Regions from separate parts of the Homo sapiens genome. Here region 1 is linked to region 2. A link is an interaction called in ENCODE POLR2A ChIA-PET data of the cell type or tissue named here. Cell type or tissue: PC-3. All regions are shown on one strand. Links, peaks and the distances in the headings refer to the core of each region. The heading gives the core; the rest is flanking DNA.

Region 1 (8,564 bases), core at 473-8,472, 370 kb before region 2:
ATTCAAACCATAGTTACATCATCCACAGTGTATCTTCCCAGTGTATATCATGTAATCACAGAATTACTGTCTACTTAGAATTATATGATAAGCTCACTACTACTAAACATAATAAAAATAGTGGTCAGGCACGGTGGCTCACATCTGTAATCCCAGCACTTTGGGAGGCCGAGGCGGGCAGATCACGAGGTCAGGAGATCGAGACCATCCTGGCTAACACGGTGAAACCCCGTCTCTACTAAAAATAGCAAAAATTAGCTGGGCGTGGTGGTGGGTGCCTGTAGTCCCAGCTACTCGGGAGGCTGAGGCAGGAGAATGGTGTGAACCTGGGAGGCGGAGCTTGCAGTGAGCGGAGATCACACCACTGCACTACAGCCTGGGTGACAGAGTGAGACTCCGTCTCAAAAAAACAGTTACAGAGTACCTGTGATTTACTGGGCATTGTGCTGGTTACGTTAAAAAAATATAAACCAAAATAAGTAGAAAACACTACAAACCAGAAGATTTTGGGAGCTGTTCGTTAACACAGCATAATCTAACCCATCTTGACTGATGCATGCTATGAATTAACATGTATTAACATTCATTAAAATAATATTCTACAGATGTGGAAAATACAGAAGCTAATTAAAATAAAAAATTAGACTATTGTTATAAATATTAAAATTGCAAATGAATATGTGGAAAATTAATTCACAATACAGTAAATGAAAAATGAGACAATGAGACTCAAAACTACAAAAAGCATATGAAGAGTATAATTTTTTAAAAGCTCATCTATGGGTACACAAAAAACATTGTTTATTGCTAGGAAGTAGAATCATGAGTGATTCTCTTACCTTCTTTGTGTTTTCTAAATTTCAAGATAATCTACAATAAATAATATTACTTTATAAATGTAGAAAAGTAATCAATTTTTAAATTTCTGAAATTGATATTTTACATGTGAAGCTAAGAGTTAAATATGACAAAGTACATATTTCTTTCCTTGTCTTCTCAATGACACCAAGTATCAAAGTACCGTGGATCAGAAATCCTTTTCCTCAATCTCCTTGATTTCCTTCTCTTCCTTCTTTCCTCTCTCATCTTTTGTTAGCTGGACTTTTATTTCTGTGTTAAGCTCTAAGCTGCCTGAGGGCAGAAATACATCCTTGTCATATTTTTGGTTTGAGATAAAAGCAAATGCATTTTCTCCATTATAACTTGAGATAGATGATCTGTCAAAGGCTTTCTGTTTCACTTAGATTTGAGAAGCAGTTTAGACTCTGAAAAAAATGCATTTCTGAGATATTTTACAGGGGAAACAAAGTAGAACATTTAAATTGGGAATGTTTCAGAAAGTTCAGGGTGTACAGTGACAAACTCCGAGTGCACTCTTGCAGGACAGTTGAACCACTTCATGCCAAGAAGAGGTTTCAACTAAGGTTTCACTTTTAGTTATTCTGTCATCATTTGAGCATGTGTCCTACATCCATCACCTAAATCTAATCTGTCAAGATTGTCAGATTAGTGTAGAAAAGATTTCTTCCTATAGATTCAACATCTTTCATCAAACTATGTTGTTTCTAGCTCTTTGCTAATTCAATTTGATTGATTAGTAGCATGAAGAAAACCTTAGCTGTCATATATATATTTGCAGGTTGACAACTTGTGTGCATATTTTCATAGTAAGTCATTTTGATAGTTTCTATGGTTTCCTAAAAATAATTTTAACTATCCAGAAAAAAACCTGTAACTCCTAATCAAGAATACACTCTGTGTGTGTGTGTGTGTGTGTGTGCGCGCGCGCGTGCGCATGTGTGTAGTGCCCCCATGAGGCAAAGACGCGCACTTAAACCTAAGAAACCAGTCTACAAATTGCTTCACTATACATTCTTGACAGCCACCTGTGGTTCTGGTCATCAGTCCATGCTCTACTAATAATCTAGCTAGCCACTTACTGTGTTAGGCCTTGGAAGTTCTGGGGTTGCTTTTCAGAGCAGCAATTTTCTCTAATTAATAAACTCTCACCACAGAAATCAGGATCCACAGCTCTCGGCTACTTGCCAGTGGAGTCATCTCCAGATGAATTCTGAGTTCAATGAAGTATTTACGATACAGAAAGAGTTGTTTGGCCAAGTTTGGAGGAATATCATAAAACATTTGTATTGAAGTTGTCAACTTTTCAAAACAGCTCTTGGATTGAGTTATTGAGAAAGTAAAAATAGGAGGGCAGATTTAGTTAAAATGTGTTTTTGGCTTGTTCACAAATAAGTATACTCTGTAGTCCAAGTGGGCAAGCACATACATGGTACCTCCGGGCATTTTCCCCTTGAAATTCTGTGTAAAAAGTGTGATTATGCAAACAACCCCATAAAAGTGGGCAAAGGATATGAACAGACACTTCTCAAAAGAAGACATTTATGCAGCCAACAGACACATGAAAAAATGCTCACCATCACTGTCCATCAGAGAAATGCAAATCAAAACCACAATGAGATACCATCTCACACCAGTTGGAATGGCGATCATTAAAAAGTCAGGAAACAACAGATGCTGGAGAGGACGTGGAGAAATAGGAACATTTTTACACTGTTGGTGGGACTGTAAACTAGTTCAACCATTGTGGAAGACAGTGTGGCGATTCCTCAAGGATCTAGAACTAGAAATACCATTTGACCCAGCCATCCCATTATTGCGTATATACCCAAAGGATTATAAATCACGCTGCTATAAAGACACACGCACACGTATGTTTATTGCAGCACTATTCACAATAGCAAAGACTTGGAACCAACCCAAGTGTCCATCAATGATAGACTGGATTAAGAAAATGTGGCACATATACACCATGGAATACTATGCAGCCATAAAAAAGGATGAGTCCATGTCCTTTGTAAGGATATGGATGAAGCTGGAAACCATCATTCTGAGCAAACTATCACAAGGACAGAAAACCAAACACCACATGTTCTCACTCATAGGTGGGAACTGAACAATGAGAACACTTGGACACAGGGTGGAGAACACCACACACCGGGCCTGTTGTGGGGCGGGGGGATGGGGTAGGGATAGCATTAGGAGAAATATCCAATGTAAATGACTTAATGGGTGCAGCACACCAACATGGCACATATATACATATGTAACAAACCTGCATGTTGTGCACATGTACCCTAGAACTTAAAGTGTAATTTTAAAAAAATGGAACTTCACACACACACACACACACACACACAAAAGTGTCATTATGGACAGATGCAGCTTATAGCACTACTCAACTACCTTGACTTTTGTAAAAACTACTTTTTTTTTTCTTTTTTAGCACTGTCCATGGCTTAATTCCCAAATATAACAAGGAAAGCCAGGTTTGACAATTAATAAACGTAGTCTTCACTAAGAAAAAAAAAGCTGTATATTTTAATTCACATAAATTAAGTGAAGCTCTTAATAGTGACAATTACTAAATAAGCTCATAGAAAGAATATGAAAAAATTAAATGCCTTAATTTTCTCCTCTTTAATAATTAAACTTAAGTCTACATATATAAGATTCTCAAATGCAAAAAGAGTTTCACCGGATGTGAAAGCCCAGAATTTTCAGCATTGCTGCAATATATTCTTGTGCAATAGTGTTTAAGGAAAAATCAAAAGATGTCAATATTACCAGAAAGTCTCTGTCTTGTATAGGGCACTGTAAACCTCTAACAGTGCATCTGCCACATCACAGGTGGCACAATCATCTCTACCAAATGCTAAAGTGCCTTGGCAACAGTATGACTCATTTCAATGCTGAGCTAATTGACATGCTTCCAATATAAACTGGCGAGACATAAAATCAACTTTTGATAAGGAGCTCAAAGACAAAGAGGCCCTGAACACTTAGCATGGTGCTGGCCACACAGCTTCCTCTTAGTACATGTTTGTTAAATGAAAGACTTAAGATGCAAATATAAACTTGGACCCATATTGCTGGTTTTTCTGATGCAGGTGTTTATGCCCTCATCATTTAAGGCAACTAAATATACATAAACTATGATGAAGATAAGCTTAAAATAAATAAGAAGAAAGGGTAAAACATGGTGGGAGAATAACATGAAGCCAAGAGCTGTGCTTCATTTTCACTGTATAATAAGATTTTATTTTATTTTATTTATTGAGACCGAGTTTCGCTGTCACCCAAGCTGTAGTGCAGTGGCATGATCTTGGCTCACTGCAACCTCTGTCTCCTGGGTTGAAGCCATTCTCCTTCCTCAGCCTCCATAGTAGCTGGGATTACAGGTGCGCACCACCACGCCCGGCTAATTTTTGTAGTTTTATTAAAGACGGGTTTGACCATGTTTGCCAGGCTGGTCTCGAACTCCTGACCTCAAGTGATCTGCCTGCCTCAGCCTCCCAAAGTGCTGGGATTACAGGCGTGAGCCACCATGCCCAGCCAATCATAAGATTTTAAAAGTATACATTATCTTTCCAGTGAAGAACGATGTTATTTCATTTGTTGTATTTTCTGAAAGTATGGAGAAATAAACAATAGGTGGGATTTTTCCTAATGAGGGATTCTGGGAACTAAGAATCTAAATTCTTAATCTGGGTCTAAATTTTGGCTCATGGAAACATCTTTAGTTTCAGAAGTCACTGTTTAGGCTGAACAACAGGAGAGGAGAAGGCAGTGTAGATGTTAACTCAGGGTTAGTAAAATCTAGGGGTGTCAGAGAACAAGCATCATCACAGATGTACCTAAACACAGGCAAACTGTAATAAGTACAAGAGTGCCTGTGAGACTTATTATGGAACCAAATGAACAAAATCCCCTAGAAATCTATATTTAAAACAAACACATACAACGAAAGAAAGCACAATGTACTTTTCTCAGATACCCACAGAGTTCACTCACCTATTGCTTGAGCTAAGGCTATGACAACCTCCTGGCAAGTTGTGACTTCAGTGACTCCACAAACAATCCTCTGAACTCCATCCACCCATACTTTAAGTTCCATGGTGCACCGGCCAGTCACTCAAGGTCCCTGAGAGTGGTCATCAGGGTGTTAGGTCATGTCTCTAGCTGCAGGAACACGGAGTGGAGAAGACTAAGTCTGTGTAGTCAGCTAAAAAAGGGCAAAAAATCACTTGTAATAAAATGAATCAACATTTCTTCTAGTAAGTATGTAAGTATTACACAAAACAAATTTTAACATATCATAATCTTACTGAAGTACACAGGCTTATTTTACAGAAATGAATTAAGCAACACAAATGCAACTACAGTCACCTATCATGACAGTGTTTCATGTTACAACTATTTTTATCATAATTTTAATCATGAACTCATGCTCCATTACATTAAAAATTCCTATTTAGTTGCCAAGCCCTATTCAATATATGCGCTGTTTTTCTGTCCTGTTTTTTTTCTTTTTGGATTATTTCATTAGGATAATTTCTGAGGCAAAACTAAAGAAAAAAAGTTTGTCATTTTAGGAATTATCAATAAAATTGAACCACTTTGCAGTGTGCAGTGTTTTGCCAATACTATTAACAAATTTAAGAACAGTTGTCAAAGTATCTTACTCAGCTCACATTCCTGATTTAAAACAAACAAACAAACAAAAAAACTGCTACCTGTCTGCCTTCCTAATATTTTTTTCCCTTATTATTTCATTCTCTCTTCTCATGTATGATGTCTTGACAACTGTTTTAAATGTGTCCCTTGCCTCCCTCTCCCCACAGGACAAAGAGTGTCTTCCCGCTGAAATGCCAACACCAGGCACAGCATGAGGGCAGGTGGGTAAAAAATCTTAGTCAAAGGAAACGAATTCCTTTGACGACCAACAGTTTCCTCATGTGTGAACTGTTTATCCTTTTCTCATTTAACTGGGTTTGATAGTTTTCTTAAATTACAAGAGTTATTCAAAAAATATAAACATTAACCGTTTGTTCTACTTGCTGTGTTTACCCAGTGTTTGATTTTGTATTTGGCTGCATTATAAGCAAAGCAGAAATTTTTACTTTGTCATATAGTCAAACCAAATATTCTTTATTTCCTGTATCGATAAGAATGTTACTAGCCTGCTAAAAATGATCACAATTCTTTTTCCTGTGGGTTTAAAAAAACTCTCAACTCTTCCTATGTAAATTCTCTAATCAATCTGATTTTTTGTTTGTCCATTGTTTTGTGGTCTTCCCACGTCTTTGTTGTTAAAATTCATGAGATATAATAAACATTGATTTAATTAAGAGAACATTTGGATTTGTTTATAGGTTTACAGTGGCACTGGTATTTCAGAATTAATGGCTTATTTAAAAGCTTATTTTAAAAACACTAGAAATTTTTCTTGTAAAACAGTAGTTACTACAAACAGTGGCTTAGTCCCTTGCACATTCTTTTAAAAGACCTAAGACAGTTCTAGGCCATCTGGTCACCTGGATAGGTAAGTCAGAACACATGCAAGGGGAAGGAGAATAAACCTAATTATTTTCTCCAGAGAAGGTACACAAATCCTTTTTGTCATCCTAAAAACAAGAAAGGCCTGGCTGAACATTAATCTCCTAGCACTTTGCTTTAGCTCTCTGCATATGACACAGCATAGGTTTCATTATCCCCTGTATGAAGAAAGAAGGGGCCACCTTGGCAATGACAAGCTGATTCCATAACTGTGCTCCTCAGTTATGAGGGCCTGTGAGATGTTAAAGTTCCTGGGGATAAAGGCTTCCAAAGTTAAAGAAATGTTAAGAAAGCCAGTAAATAAAGTTAAACAAGTTCCTTTACAGCTAGACTTCTCTGAGACTTTAATAGGCTGGTGTGCACTCTAAATTTCAAAGGAGAGTTTTATATGCTGCCCAATCTAGAGAACATTTAAGAAAACAGAAAAGTTCTGACTTGTTTCCTCTTCTGCGAGGCACTCTACTTACTAAAAATAGAATATGTTTTATTCTTTCTTGGGATAAAATTAAGGTATCAAAAATGGCCTAAGATTAATATATTGCTTTATTAAATTTTTGTAAAAGCTGGATTAAAGTCTATTTAAAGTGCCTTCTTATTCATTAAAATATCTTAAACTTGGGAAATCAAGCAAGAAAGGGTACAGATCTCATTAAAGCCCCCCTGCCACCAAGAAACCCATCATTTCAAATGATTCTATAGGACTTTTTTTTTTTTCAATTGTGGAAGAAAACATAAGATCTATCCATTTAACACATTTTTAAGTACATGATACAGTATTATTAACTACAGGCATCATGTTGGACAGCAGATCTCTAGAACTTACTCATAATTGTGTAACTGAAACTTTATACCCCTTCTACAAGCAACTGCCCATTTCGCCCTGTCCGCAGCCCCCAACAACCTACATTCTATTCTGTTTCTATAAATCTGATGTTAGGTATCTCACAGACGTTTTATATTCCTTTTTAGACTTTAGCATACTGCCACATATTTTCCTATCTGAATTATCATTGTTTCACTTTGAACTTTTAGTCATATATTGAGTCATTAATTCAACATAGTATTGGAAATTCAGGCCAGGGCAATCAGGCAAGAGAAAGAAATAAAGTGTAGTCAAATGGGAGGAGAGGAAGTCAAGTTGTCTTTCTTTGCAGATGACATGATCCAATATCTGGAAAACCCCATCGTCTCAGCCCAAAATACTCCACTCTAGGAGCTGTAACCCTGATCTTTATATCAACTCCAACAGTTCTATGCCCAGCCCCAGAACCAGACTAGAGAGTAAAATGGAAGACCTACACTGTAGGTGCGTGTGGTGGATTGGTCATCGTTCAGACTAAAGACCTAGGAAGCAAAAGGACACTCCAATTGGAATTTGGAATATATTTTTCCATGGAAACAGTGATGCAGATAGAAGGCTCTACTGCAAAGGTTTTAATATAGTTCAGTTATTGTCTTCATTATGAGGTTTCCAGATGCAAATCACTATTATTTTAATAGTTTTTACAATGAAGCACTAGGCTTATTCACTAACATGCTACCAGGGAACAAGTATTCTTTAGCTAAGAACCATTTATTGTCATAATATCCTCCTGGAATTGAGCATTTGCATTTGTGGAAACATATTACCTCAAGATCAATGCTTTCTTAAAGGAATTACAGCCAATCTTCATTATTTGCAGATTCCATATTTGTGAAACCTACCTAGTTGCTAAAAATTTGTTTGTAATCCCAAAAATCACTATTTGTGGTGCTTTCAGGGTTATTTGTGGATACGCACAGGGTGTGAAAGTTTTTAGCTGACACACACGCTCCCAGCTGAGACTGAACAAGGTGACATTGCCTTTGTGTTTCAGCTCTCATACTGTCAACATGTGTCCTTTCTCAGTCTACTTGGTGCCATGTTTTTTGTGAGTTTTGTTGGTGGGATTTCACCATTTAAAATGGCCCCCAAGCATAGTGCTGAAGTGGTGTCCAGGGTTTCTGAGGCAAGAAGGCTGTGAGGTGACCCATGGGGAAAACATATATATTATGTAAACTTTGTTTAGGCATGAGTTATAGTGCTGTTGGGTGTGGGTTCAACGTTAATGAATCAGTAAGCACTCAGTTGAGTTTCTTATTCAAAGCCCACCTCCAGATAGTTTATT
Region 2 (8,564 bases), core at 173-8,172:
CACAGAGTGCTGATTGGTGCATATACAATCCTCTGGCTAGACATAAAAGTTCTCCAAGTCCCCACCTGACTCAGGAGCCCAGCTGGCTTGGCCTAGTAAGTCGCCTGCCAGGGCTGCGGGCAGAGCTGCCCGCCAGTCCTGCACCACGCACCTGCACTCCTTAGCCCTTGGGCAGTCGATGGGACCTGGCCAGCGGAGCAGGGGACAGCGCCCATCAGGGAGGCTCGGGCCTTGCAGGAGCCCACTGCGGGGAGTGGGGGGCTCAGGCATGGCAGGCTGCAGATCCCCGAGCCCTGACCCGCAGGGAGGCGGCTGAGGCCCGGCGAGAATTCGAGCATGGCGCAGGCAGGCCAGCAGTGCTCAGGGAGCCGGTGCCCCCTTCCGCAGCTGCTGGCCCAGGTGCTAAGCCCCTCACTGCCTGGGGCCCGCAGTGCTGGCCGGCTGGCCGCTCAGAGCCCATTTAGCTGGAAATACTGTGTAGTTATGGTGTGTAAATGGGCAAAAAGAGACTAGTTAACAAAATATTATCAGGTTATAATTTTATACATAGTAATAATTGAGTCTTTCGTTACTTTACAGATCAGTACCAATGAGAGAGATTGACTCGTTTCCTAGGCTGACCACCCATCTCAGTTTGCAGGACTTTCAGTGCTAAAATTGAGAGATAATTTACTAAAAACTGATTATTTGCAAAGATTGTCACTAACACTCAGGTACCACATCTATGTGATCTTAACACGTTTTTAAAGTTCATTCAATACATTAAAGGAAAGTTCATTACACAGATTATCGATAGTGTAGTTTTGATGTAGAGTGAAGCATTCTTGTGCATTAGATGTTAATGGTATGGTTTGGGATCTATCAGAGACACAACAAATATTTATTCTTAGCAAGTCAGAGCAGAGGGCAGTGTTGTTAATCTGATATTCACCCCTTAGTAATATAGGCCTGGCCCAAGAATACCTGTGCCAATTCTACGGCTGATAGGATGGATCCACCAGGGAGGCAGAAAGCACCAAGATTCAAGGTTGTAGCTGCCTCCAGCAAATGGGCAGCCACCAAAGTCCATGATGCAAGTCTAGAGAGATTAACAGCCTGCATCCAGTTGGCTTGTGTAGAGGAATTAAGGTGCATGCAAAAGTAATTGTGGTTTTTGCGTTGTTGGAATTTGCCATTTTATATTAGAATACATTCTTAAATAAATGTGGTTAGGTTATACATCATTTTAATGGGCATGCCTCCCTTTATGATTTTTTGCTAATGGCTTATTACTTGCTTTTTATTTTATGTTTATTTTAGACTATGGAAATAATGTTAGAGAAAAAGCAAATTCAAGCGACTTCCTTATTGGAATTCAAATGGGTCGTAAAGCAGCAGAGACAACTCTCAACATCAACAATGCATCTGGCCCAGGAACTGCTAATGAACATACAGGGCAGTGGTGGTTCAAGAAGTTTTGCAAAGGAGAGCCTTGAAGACCAGGGTAGTGACCAGTCATCGGAAGTTGACAACGACCAACTGAGAGCAATCATCAAAGCTGATCCTCTTACAGCTACAAGAGAATTTGCTGAAGAACTCAACTTCAACCATTCTATGGTCTTTTGGCATTTGAAGCAAATTGGAATGATGAAAAAGCTTGATAAGTGGGTGCCTCATGAGCTGACCTAAAAAAAAATCATCATTTTGAAGTGTCATCTTCTCTTATTCTACACAACAACAATGAACCATTTCTTGATCGGATTGTGACATGCGACGAAAAGTGGATTTTATATGACAACCAGCGATGACCAGCTTGGTGGCTGCAGTGAGAAGAAGCTCCAAAGTGCTTCCCAAAGCCAAAAAAAAAAAAAAGGTCATGGTCCCTGTTTGGTTGTCTGCTGCCCATCTGATCCACTACAGTTTTCTGAATCTTGGCAAAACCATTATATCTGGGAAATATGCTCAGCAAATTGATGAGACGCACTGAAAACTGCAACGCCTGCAGCTGGCATTGGTCAACAGAAAGGACCCAATTCCTCTCCAAGACAACGCTCGACTGCACATTGCACAACCAGCGCTTCAAAAGTTGAACTAATTGGGCTACCAAGTTTTGCCTCATCTGTCATATTCACCTGACCACTCGCCAACCAACTACCAATTCTTCAAGCATCTCGACAACTTTTTGCAGGGAAAACACTTCCAAAACCAGCAGGATGCAGAAAAATGCTTTCCAAGAGATCGTCGAATCCCAAAGCAGGGATTTTTATGCTACAGGAAAAAAGAAACTTATTTCTTATTGGCAAAAATGTGTTGATTGTAATGGTTCCTATTCTGATTAATAAAGATGTGTTTGAGCCTAGTTATAATGTTTTAAAATTCACAGTCTGAAACAACAATTACTTTTGCACCAATCTAATAGAAGGGACCTTGGCCCTGAATTGAAATGCAGAGCAAAGCTTTAGTTCTCAGGCAGCAGAGTCAGCAAGAGCAAAGGAGGGCTGGTTCTCAAAGGCAAGGCAAGTACAAGAGGCCCATTGTCAGGATGGAGACATCACAGGGGAGTGAGAGGCAGAGTGTGGACCAGCATGCTGGGGCCTTGCACCCTGATGGAGGGCAGGCAGCGAGATGTTTACCAACATAACAACAAGCCATGGACCATCTCCAAGGACATTTAGCATTACATTTTTCCTGAGTGTGACGAGATCAAGGGTCCCAAGTCCTTTAAATACTCTCTATCTGGGAAAGGTAGTACTGAACATCTATGTGGGAAGATCATCAGAACCAGACAGAGGAAGAGGGGAAGACAAGAAAAGGCAAAATGGGGTTCACTAATTGCCAAGTGCAGCATCTCCTCCTTCAGTTCCTGAGGGTTTGGGAGTTCTGAGAATGGAAGTGCAGAGAGGCCAATCCTGGAGTCACAGGAGGTTTCCACCCACTCACTCAGTGGGTTATGTATATGGAGTAAATGTAAAATATTGCATTGACACATGTCACCGTCTTCTGCTCCCCAATCTCAGTTCTGCTGGAGAACAGGTGCTGGGGGTGGGTAGGATTCCTCCTGGGACAAGGGCTTGGAGACTGTGGGACTTGGGCACAGAGCTCCATGTCACCTGACATGATGGAGGCAAATGCCAATAGGTGTTTTATCCCTAAAGGGAGAGGAAACGAAGGGACTTGACAAGGCTGTCATCCTTTCTCATCAAGTAGAATGTCTTTTACAATGAGGTCAGCAGTCTATTTATTTTCCAGTTAATGAAACGTTTGGGGTGGGGAGGAAGGAAGCTGTGCTTTGTAAAATTTCGGTGTTGGGGTTCACAGTCCTGCATATTTTTTGAACCCACATAAAAACACATCTGATTTGAAGTAGGCTGGTGTTGAAATATGATGTTGTGAACCACACCACCACACACGAAAACCTTGTGGAATAAAAGGCCTTGTAAAATTCCTGTTAAAATACTATGTTTTGTACAAGGGCATCTTATAGAACGTTTCAAATGACTGGAGGGGAATTACAGAGATTAATCATCTTATAAGCACCAATTAATGTGACTGTATGTTATTGGTGTCTCACTGGACAATCAATTTTTAAAAAGAAATAAAAATTTCTGGGAGCTACATTGCTTTGCTTCAGCTAGTGACTGTTTATTATTCCTTGGCTGAACTACTTGCTGATTTATATCCTTAAAACTGAATCCTTACAATTGTTTCCTTTATTTGGAAATCCAGTTGTAGATTTAATACTCTGCAGTCAGTTTTCTTAAAGGGAAGATCTAGAAACAAAGAAATAATAGAATTTTCCAGAATCGACTCTGTAGATTAAGTTCTAAGTGTACATTCTTTGGGCATCTACTTCCAGGTCTCCTTTCACCCCCAGGCTTCCCCTGTTACTCCAAAGTCCTGCACTGAGGTCACACTTTTTGCTACCCTTTTAAGGTAGATAATCCTGGGGTGTTACTATCTTTTTTACTCTCTTCATCTGTTTTCTCTGGACCATCTACTCAACAGCCATTGCTTCAGCTAACATCGCTAAACTGATTACTCCAAATTTATAGTTTTACCTCAGACTCTCTCTAAAGCTCTCAACTGCCTTCTTGATACCTTCCCTGAGAAGTGTCATTGGCACTGGAAATTCAACATGCCAAGACCAGACTGGTCATCATCTATTTCTCTTTTATTCCCTATTTCAGGAAATGACATCACCACCAATTGGCTGACCAGGCCAGAACTTTGTGAATTGTTTCAGACTTTGCTGTCCCTACAAAATTACCTTCCACAACAAGCAATTTTTTATAGTCCACAGTGAGGGTCTCATAAGAGGTCCTGCAAATTCCCTCCTGCCAAGTGTGGCCCCTGATCCTCCTCACACTAAAGCACCAGTGTTCTTGCAGTGCTAAAGCACTCTCTGGGTCATAGTGTCTTAGAGAAAGACCAAAGTGAAACCTTCCCCCACCTCATTTTCTCTTCTTCTTATCAAGATATGAGCTTATGAGGACAGAGGGACTTCTGAGGATAGCTACCAAACTGCATGCATAATCATTCCTCTCTTCTAACTGCAAATGTGTTTCTTGATCAAGCTGATCATTCTGACTCTTTAAAAGATGTTTTAGGCTGTCGCTTTCTCACACATGTTCAGAATGTCTGAACCACTTTGGGTTCAGGCTAGGATGTCAATCTTGGATGTAGATAAATGACAGGTGTACTTTGAGGCTCTAGGCAGCACCTGGATATCCTTGTTTACCAGGTAGGTAGCTATGATTCAGGGACTGGTTGGAAAATGATGTTTACCTGTCAAATAACAGCAGTTCAAGTAGATTTCCTCATACCAACAACGCTTTGACATCTCACATCAAAAACTCAGAAAGAGGCTCCTTTTCCAAGATGCCTGGAAGTACAGCTCTTTGCTAAGCGAAGTCATTTTAGATGCAGTTCTTTAGCGAGTTCTGCCAGAGCTCTGCCCACTAGAAGAAAGGATTATGAACACTTACTTTGTATGATGTGGTCTTGAGGCAGCAGTAATTTATCCCTAAGGCTCTGTTGAACAAGGGCTGTGTCACCCACTAAATAGGGACATGTGAAAACGTCTATTGCTCATATTGTCTGGTGATTTCACTTTGAGTCGTTGCTGCATTTCAACCAACTTTCAAGTGACTTTTTTGTTCTTCAATAACTACCCTAAATGTTACACTATTATCATAAAACAAAAGACCTGAGAATCCTTTCTGTCATTTTTGTATGAAACTAATTTAAGCTTTTCAGAAATTTGTGGCCCTTTCGTATTAACAAATACATATCATCTTCAATGCCTCAGTCATTTCACAGCCATATATTGAAATATTCAACTTAAGATATTTCTAATTAAATGAATGAAAAACTATGGATACAACTAACTAAAAATGGCTTTTCTCTGACAACTTTACTTGAATCACCATACTTTTAAACAAAGGCCATTTCATTTTTCCTCCCTGCTTCTTGTATCAAGTTTAAGAATCAATGCCAGCATCTTTTTCTTACCTTTGACCATTTCCTCCTCTTTAACTCAATATCTCTTCCTTTTGAAGTCCATGATGTCTGATTATATGACACCGCCCCACATCCTATCTCTGCCTCTGTTGGTCCTTTATCATCTCCATGTTTTTGAAGAACAAGAAGGCCATGTGCTCAGAGAATAGAGAGTGGATTATGCCGGGTAAGTTGGAGATGTTGGAGGGCTAAATCATAAGGACCTGGTGGGCTGTGTTGAGAACTTTGGTCCTTATTTTAAAAGCAGTCAGAAACCTTTTAAGGTTCTTAAAAGGGTAAAATGATACCTGATATGGTTTTTATTTTTTTGGAGACAGGGTTTCACTCTGTCTCCCAAACTGGAGTGCAGTGGTGCGATCTCAGTTCACTGCAACCTCCACCTGCCAGACTCCAGCAATCCTCCCAACTCAGCCTCCTGAGTAGCTGGGACCACAGGCACATGCCACCACACCTGGCTAATATTTGTATTTTTGGTAAAGATAGGGTTTCGCCATGTTGCCCAGGCTGGTCCTGAACTCCTGGACTCAAGTGATCCACCTGCCTCCGCCTTCTAGAATGCTGGGATTACAGGCATGCACCACTGTGCCCAGCCAAACTGATGTGATTTTTAAAAGACCACTCTAATTGTAACACAAAGTATGGATTGAGTCAGGTAGGAATGGATATGAGGGAGCAATTAGAGTTCAAGGCCGTAAACAGCTAGAGGATGACAGTGACTTTGACAAAGGTAGTAGCAGCAAAGGTGAGCAAAGTGTTCGGAGAAAAAATGGGCAGAAGTTGCAGATTATTTAGATGGGGTTCAACAAAGAGAAAGAAGAATCTAGGATGACTCCAGTGTTTCTGCAAGGAGCAACAGAGGGTGTGGTGGTGTCGTTGCCTAAGATGGACAACACAAGAATGGAGCAGCTTCTCCTGGGAGTGAGGGCTAGCTCAGATTTCCTCCCCATGAACTCTCCCAACACCTGCCTGGCAAGTTCTAACTGCTGCTACTGTTCCCAGACAGGTAAGTGTCACCATGGAAGATAATGCAGTAACTGGCTGCACTTCACATACATCATGTCCAATGCCCGCTGCTCCTCCAGGCTCTTTGGAAACGCTTTTATTGATTTCAAATTAAATCTTATTCTATTTTTTATGTTGTGTTTTTAAAATGTTTTCACTCTTCCCATACTTCCAGTCCTATCTTTCCTTCTCAGTTTTAACCAACCACTTTGCCTCTTAGTTTACTGAAAATAATAATAATAATAATAATAGAGGCCAAATGATGTGAATTTCTCAAATTCTCTTATCCCTACTTTAAAATTTTTTGGAATCTTCCATCATTCTCTTTTCTTTCCTGTGAGAGATGCGTCCTTTTCTGCCTTTTAAGCCACATTCTCTACCTGTGTTTCTGATACTGCTGTATTCCATTTTTCCAGCACATTGTTTCAGAGACCATCCCCAATTTCATATCTCATATTGAGGCAAAATAGTTTTATTCAGAACCTAGTATTAATATACTACATGTAGAAAATTTGAAACGTACAGAAAGGAGCAAAGATGAAAAAATCACCTATAATCTCATAGAGAAAATCATTTTTAATTTCTAATTATTAAAAAATTTCTCTTTCCATTGGTTCCCTGTCTCCAGCCTGAAAACATGTTTAGGTCTTCTCTTTTCTGAAGAAGACTCCCCTCAGTTTTTCTTTCCTTTCAAGCTACGAGGAGAGCTCCTTCACAGCCCCCTACTCTCCTAGCACTTTACCTAGAGAGCTTTAAGATGCTTCTGGAGTGACAAAGACTGCTCCAGGCTCTGGAGTCTGAGCTATGACAATGAGCAAGACACAGGTGAAACTATACCTGTATCTCCAGGACCTGTCCTGTTTCCTCACTGCTCCAGCTGGTTCCTTCTGGATCTGGGATTTTGCCTCATATGTGTATGTGACTGTCCCCGGCCATTACCAGCCCGCTGTGTTCCCACTCCCTGTCTGCCACATCCAATCCATTCTCATAGCTTCATTTATATTTCTGTATGGGCGATTTCAAGTTGATATCACTAGCCAAGACCTCTCACTGGAAGCCAGAAAAACATTTCCAACTGCACTCTGAATGCCTCAACAGGGTGTCTCACCAGGAAACTCAACACATCTAAAACTAACTTCATTATCTATTCTGCCAAACCTATTTCTCCTCTTGTATTTCCTGTTTCCATTAGTGGTACTATATATTTTTTTCAACCAAAGTAGAAAATGTGGCGTCATCTTTGACTCTGCATTTTCCTCAATTCAAATCAAATGCTATAATACTTTCTTAATATCATATTAATTACTTATTTGTTTCAGGCACATTGCTAAGTATACATGAGGTACATTTTTGCAATTGATTTTTCAACTACATGCTGCGTTATTCTTATTTTACAGATTAAAAAACAGAAACTTTGAGGTTCACAGCTAAGTGACAAGGTCAGTATTTGACTCAAGCCCGTTTGTTTTCAAAGCTAGTGTCTTGATATGTCTTTTCAATTTATCCTCTCCTCTCTGTTTCCATTGCTGGTGCCCTAGTTCTGGTCACTGTGGTAGAAGCTCTGTCAGCAATCCCCAGTTAGTCAAGTCACCTTATTAACTATACTCTCCCATCCTCTTTCACACTGGTCAGTGAAGTCTGGTAGGGAGTGATACGTTGGGTTTTCCTGGTTCCATCAATTTATCTGTGAGTTTGCAAAGAAACACTTGTATTTTGTTTAGAAACTAGTCTATGCAGTTGTGCTTATTATGTTACAAAATTTAATTAAGTACTATGTAAACCAATGCATATGAATGTAAATGACAGCTCTTCCTATGAAAATTAAATGGAAGACTTTGGAGAGACTTGAAGAGAGTGAGCAGCTTAAAATATTATAATCCAACCAAGTATTGGGAAAGAGAAACCAAAAATGGTTGTGAAAAACTGTGTAAAAATGTCTGGAAGATTCTGCACTCAGATTGCCTTTGGCTGCAATTTAACAAAACAGAAACAAAAATGTGAATGTAGCTTATACAAGAAAAATGGTAGAAAACTCTAATTAGCAGACCTGTATTCAAAGTAAG

The links. ChIA-PET counts read pairs that join two places held together with the same protein. Peaks named below come from ENCODE experiments on the same cell type or tissue, not always from the same donor. Only the 100,000 strongest peaks of a DNase experiment are listed, where the experiment ranks them.
Region 1: POLR2A ChIA-PET joins it to region 2 with 9 read pairs; 1 of 35 experiments calls an interaction of 5 or more read pairs at or near these places.

What each region holds. Positions count from the first base shown.
Region 1 is chr12:26,051,755-26,060,318 of GRCh38, reverse strand. RASSF8 (Ras association domain family member 8) reads right to left here. Exons shown (of 6, transcript NM_001394098.1): 3 at 4,873-5,083. The coding sequence starts at 4,975. Among named protein-coding and RNA genes, the nearest start is that of BHLHE41, 69 kb to the left of the region's middle. In PC-3, for the core only: a CTCF peak has its summit at 1,793 (motif pointing left); DNase peaks (open chromatin) are centred at 3,768 and 7,488; H3K4me3 peaks cover 477 bases; H3K27ac peaks cover 1,923 bases.
Region 2 is chr12:25,678,225-25,686,788 of GRCh38, reverse strand. No RefSeq gene overlaps it. Among named protein-coding and RNA genes, the nearest start is that of LMNTD1, 130 kb to the right of the region's middle. In PC-3, for the core only: no CTCF peak of the experiment used is centred there; a DNase peak (open chromatin) is centred at 5,008.